Linked DNA regions of Mus musculus: region 2 is linked to region 1. A link is a contact called in ENCODE Hi-C or POLR2A ChIA-PET data. All regions are on one chromosome and are shown on one strand. Each heading gives the region's core, a stretch centred on a gene start or an enhancer-like site at or near the end of the contact. The rest is flanking DNA. Distances are from core to core; before and after follow the strand shown. Region 1 holds the start of Vezf1 (vascular endothelial zinc finger 1). Region 2 holds the start of Mrps23 (mitochondrial ribosomal protein S23).

The links. A loop is a pair of places that touch in the nucleus more often than their neighbours do. ChIA-PET counts read pairs that join two places held with the same protein, here RNA polymerase II (POLR2A).
Region 2: POLR2A ChIA-PET joins it to region 1 with 19 read pairs in Patski. The contact joins the promoter of Mrps23 here to the promoter of Vezf1 in region 1. A Hi-C loop is called at or near these places in 4 of 37 maps with a recorded cell type or tissue (T-helper 17 cell, mouse trophoblast stem cell and regulatory T cell). POLR2A ChIA-PET finds 5 or more read pairs at or near these places in 4 of 5 experiments (Patski and embryonic stem cell).

The regions. Positions count from the first base shown.
Region 1 is chr11:88,066,284-88,073,157 of GRCm38, reverse strand. It overlaps Vezf1 (vascular endothelial zinc finger 1), which reads right to left and starts at 4,879. Exons shown (of 6, transcript NM_016686.4): 1 at 4,725-4,879; 2 at 1-101. The coding sequence starts at 4,757.
Region 2 is chr11:88,202,079-88,208,563 of GRCm38, reverse strand. Mrps23 (mitochondrial ribosomal protein S23) reads right to left here and starts at 4,176. Exons shown (of 5, transcript NM_024174.6): 1 at 4,079-4,176; 2 at 3,205-3,375. The coding sequence starts at 4,122.

The sequences.
Region 1 (6,874 bases), core at 3,630-6,129:
GGAAGCAACGGTTTCTGATCAGGGGGCTCCACAGCAGAACTCAGGAGGGGCAGCAAGCTGTTCTGCGCTGCCTGCTGTTGGTGATGGGATGCTTCGTGGGCCTAAAACCAAACATTTACACTTGAGAATTTGAGCCTCCACAGTGACCTTAACTATTCAACATATTCCAGACAGACAAGCAGAAGAGACAGTCCAGGAGCCTATGAACTGTTCTCTCTCCTCTCTCTCTCTCTCTCTCTCTCTCCCCTCCCCTCCCCCCTCTCTCTTTCTCTCTCTCTCTTTCTTTTTGGTTTTTCAAGACAGAGTTTTTCTGTGTAGCCCTGGCTGTCCTGGAACGCACTCTGTAGACCAGGCTGGCCTCGAACTCAGAAATCCACCTACCTCTGCCTCCCAAGTGCTGGGATTAAAGGCATGCGCCACCACTGTGGACTGTGAGCTGTTCTCTCATTCTCTGCAACAGAGCTACAGAGACTCTCAAGAGCTCTGGGTACAAAACAATGGAAATTGCAGCTAATCAAAATGTTTTTGCATCTACACTGCTGACAGCAATCGTACTTTCAAACATCTGACTAAAGTATACAGTACCTGGCTCACGAGGGATGTATTATTAGTTGATGAAACCACTGAGCATTTTGACTGTCAATATAGAAGCCAAGTTTAAATAACTTGTCAAAAAAAAAATGAAATGCCAGTTTAAGTATTTAATAGTCCCTTAGATTGCATCAACATACAAACTCTGTATATGACTAACACAATCATCTACTGTCTGATACTCAGGACAGAAAAAGCACCAAGTCTCTCCCTCTCTATAAGAAGGAAACTAGTGATTGAGAAAGGGACTGCTAAGCAATGAAAGGAATGGATCTCTGTGAAGACATATACCAGCTATTAAGTTTCTTTAGAAAGCTCACCACTTAACGCTACTACAAGATTCGGCTGAAATGAAAGCTGCCATTTATTAACTGGGAGGCATCTGGGAAGGTGGCAAAACACCTGCCAGTTGTTTCTCAGATCGCGAATCCTCCACTAGAGTTTGTGTCCTTAACCAACGCTTAGTAAAAGAAAACCCAAACTGCAAGCACATCCGCTGGTTTGGGTAAGGCATTAGATACATGCTGCCATGATATGCTGCTCTACTTCAAGACTCGAGCCAGACCACTGTTCCGAAATTCTAGAAAATGATGGAAAAAGTTCCTGAAATAGCTCTCACTAATATGTTGTTCTTTACCAACATTATTTTTGAAATACTTGACAGTGAACCCAAGCCCCTGTACTTGAGTTTTATAGTCCTAAAAGGACAAAGCTAAAAGTTCCACATATTTTAAGCTATATGCCACAACTAGGAAGAGTCTGTCTCACCAGCTTAGACACTTCAGCTTTTCTTACCATCACACTCTTTGATTAGTCACTTGATTAGCTAAGTTGATTAAAGACACAGAAAACAAAACAGCAAATGCCCAAGGCGGCTAACAGAGCTCCTCCTCTGACTGTCAGGAACATCTACCCGACATGTTCACTTAATGAGAGGTCAGAGGCTATGCCTGGAACCAGTCTCCCCCAAAGGTCAGGAGCAAGGTGTCTAAAGGTAGTAGTCTGAATTTAACAATTTTTTGACTTAAATGTCTTTCAAGCTTTAGAATGATGCTCAGAAATTGTAGCTACTAACCGGTTACTGAATTACAGCTCAGTCCCATTTAATTTGTGCAGCTCTGAGAATGTGGGGTCCATCCACTCAGGTGATAGCAGAATTTGGCCTCTGAGCTTACTCTTTCTCGAGCTAGGCAGGATGCCCAAGTTTCCATACAGACTGCAAACAGTTAAGAGCTGAAGCTAGCTCAGGATATACAGTTTCAAAGGCTAACAGATCAGACCCCGCGGAATGCAAATCTTCTGGACAAAGTTCAAACTTATAACATTTGAGCTATTTTTCAATTCTAAACAACCATTGGTAGGATGGAATACTAAAAGAAATTCCTGTCATTCACCAATTCAGATGTTTGTGCGGTACAAACTGGTTTACAGCATTGTTGGAGCTCACTCAGAGGGCCACCCCAGGTCCCCGTGTCTTGAGTAAAATCCTATAGAACCACTAGAATAATCAGTCTCTGAAGACTGCTGGGAGCCCACACTTCCCCACTGGCTAAGAAAGCCAATTTTCCTCAACTTGTTCTCTGAGGGATAGCTGAATAACAACCATGGCCTGCCTTTCAGTGAGGGGATTTATTTCTCAAATATATGTTCTCAGTAAGCTTTTATTTGACTAGCATCATCACATCAAAGTTTAAATTTCATGTTCTAACGCAAGTACACAGCTCTCACCCTGCCCAAGATTTCCTTTCTCTGGGACTGGCAAACAAACAAACTAACTAACAAACTAACTAACTTACTAAAGCAAAACCAAGGAACCAATCAAACAACAACAACAAAACCAGAAATGTTATTTCAACACTCAGGGTGGTAGGATGTGGAACCATGAAATCTCCATTGCTAGAGGGTAAAAGATTCTGTACTGAAACAAATTAGCATCGGTGAGTCATCTCTCTAATGTCCTGTACGAATCACCCATCACATATTTTAAGAGCTACACTTTCACTTCCCACCGTGTTATCTGGTAAGCAGGCAGGTTATTAAAACTTGCTTAAAGATATAAATACAACATGGTGCTCCCAGACACAGAGTTTAACTCTGCATTTCCCTGGTGGGGATCTCTGAGAACTAGAACTGCATGTCTATTCCACCTTTCCATACGAAGGGCCTTCTTTATTCACTGTCCTCAGCTTTAAATTACAGCTCTTCAAAGATTTTTCACAGCACACACTGCATGTCCAGGATTAAATATGAGCTTTCACATCTCCTCATCAGGTGGAAAAAAATTAATAGGCTGGCATTAGCTTTATCTGGGAAAAGAATAGTTCAAATAGCTTTTAAAAGTATTTTGTAGGCTCTTTCAACTAACTTCCCAAAGATGAACTATGGGTTTCTCCTTCACATAAGGGGCTTGCTTTGTTCCACCTCCATCGAGTTTACAGACACCCAATGTAATATTGTTTAAACTGCGTCTAAAACTCATCAGTCCTTTACTGTCAAACGATCATTTGTAAGTAAGCTTTTTCTAAAGAAAGCATTTACCGTCTTTGCACCAACCCTCATGCCAGCTAGTTCCGTACTTCTTTGCCAATCCATTCTTAAGTTGACCATCACTTTCTTTTTTTTTTTTTTTTGACCATCACTTTCTTAACAAACTCATCAAAGCACAATAAAATCAATACCAGATTAAGGATGATAAAGTGGGACGTTCAGGAGTTGCAAAATCTTAAGAATTTCCAACTTTAGTAAGCCCATTTATTTCAATAATTACCTAAAATAAAAATGCTCACATTTGAAACATGTCTTAATAGGACAAGCCAGATTACACAATGGGTAATTTTGAATTCTCCAATTCCCCGTATTAACTCCACCGGGATGGGACCAGATGCGGAGAGTATAATCTTTTGAAGATTCTGCATTTCCAAAGGTCTCAAGCGCCCAAGCTACGCGTTTGGAATTTCACGAAGTATTTAGGAAAACTCCAAAGAGGGAGGCGGGAAGGACACATTTTAAAAACGACTAGCTCCCTAACCTTCAGTTCTGAAGTTTCTGCATGTGCTTATCTCTACTGCTCATCAATGCATTTGCAAACAGAAAGGAAGCAGAGGGGGGAAAAAGTTCCAATCAGGGGTCCCGCATTAAAGTGGTAGGAGAAGGGTATGGCTGAAGTATCCGCTAACATTAGCTTTGAAGTTTCTGGCAAAAGGAAAAAAAGAAGAAGCGAAGACCCCCATACTCCCTATGAGTGACTCATCTAGGGGCTTTGTAAGCGGACTTTGCGCTCCCTCTCCGCTTCCCGTCGCCCACTGGGCCGGAGCGAACGTTCGAGCGGGTCGCGGAGCGAGACTAGCGAGACACGCTCCGGGGAAGGTCGGGCCTGCAGGAGTCCCGGCCCCCGCCGCTCCCCGCCCCCGCCCGGCCCCGCCGGCTCGGGGATTCCCCAAGCTCAATGGGACCGCAGAAGCTGGACAGAGGCGAGGGGACCAGTTGCCAGGGCTCGCCCAGGACTTGGGCTAGGAGCGGAGAAAAGTTTGCAGAGGGGAACCACGCTCGCAACACCCCCCGTCGGGTCCACCCGAGGGGGCGGCGAGAAGGGGGAGTGGCGGCGAAGCCAGAGATACCCGCTATTCGCGGGATGTGGGAGGAGGGTCAGAAAGTCAACACACAAGCACACACACACAAAAAGAGAGAGGTGACGCGAAAAGCGCAAGCGAAAGATGGATGGGTACTCGGAGCGGGACCCGGAGACCCCCTCGCTGCGCCGCGCGGCCCCGCTCGGGCGCGCAGTGGCCGAGCGGCCCGCGCTCCACAGCGGCCCGGCGCCCTCCTTTCTCTGGGCCGCGGGGTGGTGACAGCGGCCGGCCTCCTCCCTTCCCCTTCGGGGCGGGAGGGAAGGGTGTGTGTGTGCGTGTGTGCTTGGGGGGGCCCGGGTTCACCCCGAGGCCTGCTTCTCCCCCGCACCCCGCGAGGCCGCCTCCTTTCACCTCGGCGGCCGGGCTCCGCCGGAGCGGGCGGGCGGAAAAACAAAGGGGGATTAAGGCCGGGCCGGAGAGCGGAGCCGGGAGGGGAGGAGCGCCCGCCCGCCCGAGCCCGGCCCGGCCCCCCTGGCCCCCCGACCCCCCCGGGGCCCCCAGATCCTGGAACAGGAACGCGGTCCAGTTGGCCTCCATGGCTGCGGCGGCCGACCCCCCTCCTCCCCACTCCCCCCGCTCGGGGAGCCTCCTCAGGCGGAGGAGGCGACAACAAAGCGGCGGCGGCGGCGGCGGCAGCGGCAGCGGCGGCTCCTCAACATGGCAGCGCCGAGCGCGGCCACTTCCGGTAACCTCCGGGACGCACCACCGCGGCGGCGAGCGCGGGCGGGGGGGGAGCCCCGGCCCGGCCGCCGCCGCCCCCAGCCGCTTCGACCCCCTCCGGGCGTCCCCGCCGCCGGCGCGCCGCCTCGGAGCTCAGCCAGTGCCCGCGGGCGGTGGGGTCAGGGAGCCCGCGCGGGGGCTGGGGTGGGGCCGGGGGCGGGGATGGGGTGCGGCGTCCCCCCCCGCGGGGGTGTGTGATGCTGCGGTCCGTGGCTCAGGCAGCTGGAGCAGGGGGAGCGCAGGAGAGAAGATGGAGGACGCCAGGGTCTGGCGCTGGCCCGCTGGGCACAGCTGGGCTGCCTCTCGTGACTCTGCCTTGGTACCCGGCGGCGTCGCGTCCCTCTCATACCCCCAGCGGCAGTCAGGGCTTCGGTTGGTCACCTGGCTGTTCAATCGGTCAAGCACATCACAGCTTCCACCTACGAACTAGGATGCTAGCTTCTAGTGTCCCCTACCCTCGGGTATTTTTATTCCTGACCAGCTAAGCCCTCACTCAGCGCTCTTGCCATCGCCCTTTGCGTGGTCTTCCAATTTGAGCAGGGAATTCCACTAGGGTACAGCCTTAGAAGCGCCTACTGTGGAGGGAAACACTTCCCACGCGTTCAGATGTCATTACTGGGTTATTCTTGGGTGACGGGACCGCTTTCCCATCTTTCCCTTTCATTCCAGATACAGGAAATACTTAAAAACCCCTCTCCCGCCAGGATTAAAAACAAACAATAAAAACGAATGAGAAAGTATAGAGGCAAAATATTTTAGTCTTTTAGTACATTTTTCAATTCCTGCAGCACACGCACACACAAGTCAGACTTCTGGTTGGACAGCGTCAGATGTCACTGAGGTGACCCCAGCCTGTTTGCAGTTCCCAGTCGTCTGTGTAGGAGTCAGCCACTGCTACTGGTTGGAATCTGTAGATCGTAAGCCCATATGATGTCTTGAATGTTTTCTATCCTTTCCTCACATAGAGGTAGCTACTGTGAATATCAGAGACAAGCTATTATTAAACATATATCTAGTCCAAAGAATCTGTGGTGGGGAAATGAGGGGGCAGGCTCCATCTATGATATTTTTATAAAATGTTAAAAAATAAAACCAACTCCTCAGATGTGCACATTATTTCAGAACTTCAACATATTTCAAACTGACTCTTATCCCCTCCAGACAGTTTTAATAAAAGACATATCTTCAACTTCATATATATGTATGTGTGTGTATGTATGTATGCATATATATATATCATATTCATATATATATGAATGACTGATTCAAAAACCATAGTTGCAAAATTCTATGGGAATAGAAACTGAAGAGGTATGGTAATTTGATGTTTTTCCAACCATTAAACAAATATATTTCCCTCCCACTCTTCCATCAGTCACCAGAATAAAGGGGCCAGGAAATGACAGTCTGGTTCCTTTTAGAGTTGACTTCCCATTAGATACTGCCTGAAGACCTTGGGTATGAAGGACAAGTCCAGCAGTTTGGATGGATCAGTAGCAGGAACCACCAGAGAACTGGTCAGCCTAAGACGGAGGGGGACAGAAAATGAGTTTCTGATATATCCCTGAGCTAAACTGCTACATGTCCCCTGGTCTGTCAGTCTCATTTGATGTTTCTTTCAGGAAGCGTATATATGTTTACATATACATGTAAACTGAGGAGAGAGCTAAGTTGCAAACCCAAGGAACAAGACAAAATATGTTCTTGCTCTGACCTTGGACATAGTATGTGCTTGTATTTTGGTTCAGTGGATACAAGTCTCTGCTTCTTCCCTGCCTTAGAAGATTCCCTTCAAGGTCTCTATGTATATTTGCTCTCTCCTCCAATGTATAGCCGCTTCTCTTTAGCTGCTCTTTGAAACTGTAATCAAAATAAAGCTTCAGAATTATAAAAGCTAGTACTTAATATGATTCTTATGCTAATACTGTGGGATT
Region 2 (6,485 bases), core at 2,927-5,426, 140 kb before region 1:
AGAACACCTGTGCTTACTAGTGTACTGTACAAGTAAGCCCATGGAATAAATCCACAAAAAAATCGTATTATGGAATCAAAGTAGGTGCTTATTTATCTGAGAAACAAAACCACAAAATACCCTTCCAAACTGCCGAAGTGCTCCTTAAAGCAACTGCACCAAATTTACACTCAAGTAAATTTTGCAATATACAAGTGTCTACTTTTCTATTTCATGCCCCTTGCCAAACTGATAAACTGAAAATTACAATAATTATAGTTTTATCACCACCAACATCCCCGCCCCCACAGAAAAAGAAAGCCATTAGACATCTTTTTAAGTTTGAAAGCAAACCAGATTCTTCCTCTCTAAATTGTTCATGATCTTTGCCCATTGTCCTTGTAGTGGTTGCTTTGAACTAAAGATTCCTATGGGGAAACCCCACGATTTAAGAGTAGAGACGGCAGGTCTGGCCATTCATCAGGTCACACAGACAGCCCTTAAAGCAAACAGCACTGGGGGTCCTAGGGAAAGACAGAAGGATGCTCCTTTCTCTTCTCTCCCAAGGAAGAACAGAGCAAGAAGACAGCACTCTCAGAAGTGTGAGCTATCTCCAGATTCAAAGCCAGCATGATCTACAAAGCAAGTCCCACCCAGGAATCATAATGAGTCTCAAAACAAAACCACCAAAAAGGTCTGAGGTGGCAAGGTGGCTGAGTGCTTGCCTGGTATGTATGCAAAACTAAGTTCAACTACAGGCATAGCAAAGCACAAAGAAGCAATGCATGAGTGACCACGTACATGCGTCAACCTGGAGCAGAAATGTTTGGAAAGTCTTGAGGAGCAAAACATACTTGTTCTACTATCTTAGGAAAGGGCTGCACTGTAACCCTCACACTACGGAAGATAGCTCATGTCTGTAATCCAAACACTATGGAAACCAAAATAAGAAGTTGCACAAATGTCTCAAAAAGCACAACACCAAAAAACCTAGTTCAATCAAAAGAAGTGGAGGGAAAAAATTTTTTAAATTAAATTAAATTTAAAAAAAAGCTAGTTCAATCTTGACTCTCCATCCTCGCTGTTCAGTGTCTTCAGCTAGCCCAATGGATGCATCTAGTCATTAAGCCACTGATGTTTTCATGAGCAGAGGGTTATGAACAACCCAAAGGCCATGAACTGGGCTAGACACCGAGATTAGCAATGAGCGGGACAGCACATGGTCCCTGGTAGGTTTGGGTTTTGCTTGTTTTAGGGTAGGGTGACAGAGAGACAAAGAGCCTAAGGCCTCACACATGCTAGCTCAGCACTATACCCCTGAAATACGGCCCTTGGTGGTATGAAACTGAGTTATGCTATGTAACCCAGGCTGTCCTCAAGCTCCTGATCCACCTGCTTCACCTGCTAGGTGCTGGGATCGCACATGTGAGCTAGCATGTCTACTGAGAGTGTGACATCTAAACTCTTCTTTACTAGTAAAAAGAAAAACAACTGGGCTATATAATCTTTAAAAAAAAAAAAGCCCATTTTCCAACTTTATTTAGAAAAGTGGAAAGCAAATTAAAGAACACATAGTTTACCAGGCAGTGGTGGTGCACACCTTTAATCCCAGCACTTGGGAGGCAGAGGCAGGCGGATTTCTGAGTTCGAGGCCAGCCTGGTCTACAGAGTGAGTTCCAGGACAGCCAGGGCTATACAGAGAAACCCTGTCTCGAAAAACCAAAAAAAAGAAAGAAAGAAAGAAAGAAAAAAAAAGGAAAGAAAAAAAAGAAAGGAAAGAAACTGCAAGACCTCTAGCCTCCAGAGGGCGCCTGCACTCACACGCACCAACACAAAGACAAGTTATTAAAAATAAATTTTAAAGATAGCAAAATACTTTAAAAAAAAAAAAAGCACTTCCTTTGGTGGCGCACGCCTTTAATCCCAGCACTCTGGAGGCAGAGGCAGGTGGATTTCTGAGTTCGAAGTCAGCCTGGTCTACAGAGTGAGTTCCAGGAGACAGTCAAGGCTACACAGAGAAACCCTGTCTCGAAAAACAAACAAACAAAACCAAAAAAAAAAAAGCACTTCCTTCACCTTTACAACTCTAATATGCTAGTATTTTGTCTTACAATGTTAAACAAGATTACGGGGCCAATGTTTTCAAAGTAACAGCTAGGTCCCAGGAGCTACCTTCAAGGCACTACCTCAGAAGAGGGCTGTAGGTGCCCTGGCTCTTTCCTCTTTATTCTTTCCCTTGCTTCTCAATTTTCTACAATAAATGTGCATTAATATGCCAGGCATGGCGATACAAGCCTGTAACACCAGGATTCCAGAGGCAGAGGCATGAAGATCATGACCTTGTCCCAAGAGGAACAAAAGGAAAAAAATAGATGCTAAAGAAATAAAGTACGCAGGGCTGGAGAGATGGCTCAGCGGTTAAGAGCACTGATTGCTCTTCTGAAGGTCCTGAGTTCAAATCCCAGAAACCACATGGTGGCTCACAACTATCTGTAATGAGACCTGACGCTCCTTTCTTGTGTGTCTGAGACAGCTACAGTGTACTTATATATAATAATAAGTAAATCTTTTAAAAAGAAAGAAAGAAAGAAAGCACTTTCCTTCAGATTTCTAGTCATGGTTACTGTAAGTGCTTTCAACTTCTGAGCATCCTTTCCAGGGCGGCTTCAATAACTGTTAGACATTAAATCCTCAGACCATATTCCACCTATTTCCGCTTCCAAAGAAGCTACTGTGATAGCAGCAGCTTAAGTGTGGAGCCAGACGTGATTCTCAGATCCACCGCCCTCTGGGGTGGCCATGGTGGTTAACCTCCTTGAACCTGATAGTTCTCTTGAATAACACAGAGGCAATGATACCTGCCTTCGCGGACAGGGTTAGAGTAATAAAGTCTATGAGCTGATGTTTGTCAAGGGCTGATCAAGTACCTCATACAGAACAGAGGCCAGTTAACAAACACTTTATCTGCAACTTTGTCAGTTTAGTCTCCAGATTCCACTTCTTAGAACTTCTGTTTCTGGGCTGGAGAGATGGCTCAGTGGTTAAGAGCACTGACTGCTCTTCCAGAGATCCTGAGTTCAATTCCCAGCAATCACATGGTGGCTCACAACCATCTGTAATGCGATCTGATATCCTCTTCTGGTGGTCTGGTTGGCAGACTTCTACATGAGCCTTCCTCTCTGAAGGTCTGCGGCACCCTGCTCACTATAGGGGATAGACACTTACGCTCGAATCTGATCCTCCTGGTAAAAGATGTCCTGGATGTCAGCTTTGGCTTTGCCGTATCGCAAGCGGGGCCTTCGGAAGACAGGCTCTCTCAGGGGTGGAAAGGCCTTATATATGTCATACCACAGTGGCTTCTCTTTCAACACCCCGGCCCGCATCAGATCCCTCGTCCTTAGAAAGGGAACAGAACCAAGGTCAGTCGGTTACCACAGGGTTGTAAAGTCTCTGAATCAACTTAAACGAAGGAAAGAGCAGCCTGGTAGGGGTGAGCTGAAATGGGCCTCCCGCCTAAAGGAGGCACGGCCAATACACACAGCAACCTAGCATGGCCACAGTGTTAAGTCCAGTTGGTTAGCTCTCATGTAGCCTAGGCTAGACTTAAACTAAAGAGTGTGGCCAAGGATGACCTTGAATTTAGTGCCTCCCTGCACTTCCCTAGAGCTAGGATTACAGCGTGTCCACGCAGGCTTTTTGTTTTGACAGAAGTCCACCAGTAGCCTTGCTACGAAGCCAGGTTGGCCCCGGTCTTGTGGCAATCCTCCTGCCTCGCCTCCTAAGTGCCGAGACTACGCGCGCGAGCCACGACACACAGCTTCCATCTTCTTGCACGGGTCCCACCCACCGTTCCATAGTGAAAAAGCAAGACCTGTCCAGTCAGGCCCTTCAGCTTCTTTACTGTAGAAGGTCTCCACCGAAATGGGGTGGCGAGCACAATCTGACAGGACAGAAATCCAAGGGGACAGAGACAAACCACACCGATTCCGTGCCAAGGGCATCACCTGGCTCGGACACCCGCAACCGCATCCCCTAAGGATATGCCAGGAGGGTCGTGACCCGCTAGGAACTCTGCCCTCGCCCAACTCGGAGCACGCACCGGGAGAACACGCTCCCCACCGTCTCCAGCCGGCTCCCCGCCATGGCCACTTGGGCTAGAAAGCCTCGGGCTGTTACCGGAAGCGGAAGCGGCAGCAAGCAAGCCAAGGGGGAACAAGCGGCTGGCCGAGCCGAGGATGACAGTCCCGCCTCGACGTCATCCGGACGGCGGAACCAGGCAGAAGCAAACGATGGGCTGAGCAGGAGCCCTCAGGTCCTGCGTCCGGGTGGGTGGGGGTGGGGTGGGGTGGTCAGATACGAATAATCGATTCCCGAGCCAAAAGAGCGGGAGCGCGCCAAAGCTGCGCAAGAGTAGCAAACGACCGGTCCTGGGGAAAGGTGGAGTGTGGCGCCTGCTTTCTTCTCTCTAACTTTGCAAAGCTTCCTCCTCTCTGGCAGGGTGGAGGGAATAGTGTGGAGCTCGCCGGGATGCAGCACATCCTACAGTCAGGAACAGCTAGCCAATATGACATTTGAGGACACCAGGCTCGACTAAGCCTAATCTTAGCCACTCACACTACTCAGAAACTGAGACCCAAATAGGGGCGAAGTAACTTTTCCAAGTGACACGAGCCTCCAGGCCTCCTTCCTCGGCCTTTTGCGCCTTAAGCGGGGCTCAGCAGAGCAGTCTGTTTTCAGGCTCAGTGGAAAGCTGCCTGTAAGTAGTAGTTCCTCCGCTGGAGGCGTCCCTCGCCCGCCCGCTAGCGCTGGAGTTTTAAGAAGTAAAAGCCCAGAATGAATGCATTCGGAGGAAGAAAATAAAAATCTGGGGGAACGTAGTCTGTCATTGTTCAACTGTTCAAAGTATGGGTTTGGAGGAATATCCGTTGGAGAAGCACCCCTTAGAAATTTCATCAGGGTATTTGTGCGAAGAACATCATGGTTGATCGTAGTGACAAGATTTAAAAAAAAACAACAACAACAACAAAAACAAAACATCGGGCTGGAGAAAGAGTTCATCAGTTAAGAGCACTGACTGCTCTTCCAGAGGACCCAGATTCGAGTTCTAGCACACACAGGGTGACATAACCACCTGTCACTCTAGTCCCTGGAGATTTGATGTTCTCTTCTGAACACTGCAGGTACCAGGCATGTATGTGGTGTACAGGCTTACGTTCGTGCAAAATACTGATACACATGAAATTAATTAAAATTCATCATATGATCAGGAGGTGGTGGGTCATACCTTTAATCCCAGAACTCAGGAGACAGAGGCGGACGATCTCTGAGTTTGAGGCCAGTCTGGTGATGTACAGATCAAGTTGCAGGACAGCCAGGGCTACACAGTGAGATGCTGTCTAAGAAAAATAAAAAAACAAAAAACAGAAGAGCAACAACAAATATTTCATCGAATGAAAAGTAGTAGAGGATGTTAGCACACGCCTTTGATCCCAGCACTTGAGATGCAGAGGCAGGCAGATATTGAATATCTGTAAGTTAAGGCCAGCCTGACCTACATGGTGAGTTTCAGAAGCCAAGGCTGTGTAGAGAAAGACCCTATCTCAAAATAAACTAGTGGCTGGAAAGTTAGGGTTTGTGCATTCTATGAAAGCCTATGCACCTGGTAAAATTAACGAGCTAGGACCATCTGTATTTACCTACCTACATTAATGCCCATGGCTTGGGGTTAAATGAAACATTGCAGAAATAGTTGTATGGGAATGAAATCTGTAAGAGCGGGGGGGGGGGGAGAGGGGGGCTGGAGAGATGGCTGAGCGGTTAAGAGCACTGACTGCTCTTCTGAAGGTCCTGAGTTCAAATCCCAGCAACCAGATGGTGGCTCACAACCATCTGTAATAAGATCTTATGCCCTCTTCTGGTGTGTCTCAAGACAACTACTCAGATATAATAATGAATAAATCTTTAAAAAAGAAAAAAAAAGGAGGGAAAAGGGAAAATGTCCACAAGTTTGTAGGAGGATAAAATCTGGGACTGATCCACAGGACAAAAATACAAGGGTGAAGTCAGAGCTTTCTCTCTCTCTCTCTCTCTCTCTCTCTCTCTCTCTCTCTCTCTCTCTCTCTCTCTCTCTCTCCTAGTCTCAGAGATTGCCTTGTAGAGAGTTTGTATTCATATGTAAACTCTATGCCCTAATGGATGTTTTGAATCACACTTGAGGTCTCCAAGGAACCCATTATCTTTCTTTGTCCTTAGGAAAGAGCATGAAGTCATGTCAAAATCCTCCCACTCTAAGGGAGGCCCCAGAAAGGGAGGCAGCGAAAGTTTTCAGAGCAGTTGCCACTTGTGTTATCTCACAGATAACTCTGCCCACCCACAGGGTAGCTATTATCATCCTCATTATAGATGAGAAGGCTAAGCCACAGGAACTTAAGTACCTCTGTCTGATATGCAACTGATTGAACCCAGCTCTACCCGGGCACTTTCCTGTATCCCACAGTGCTACCTTA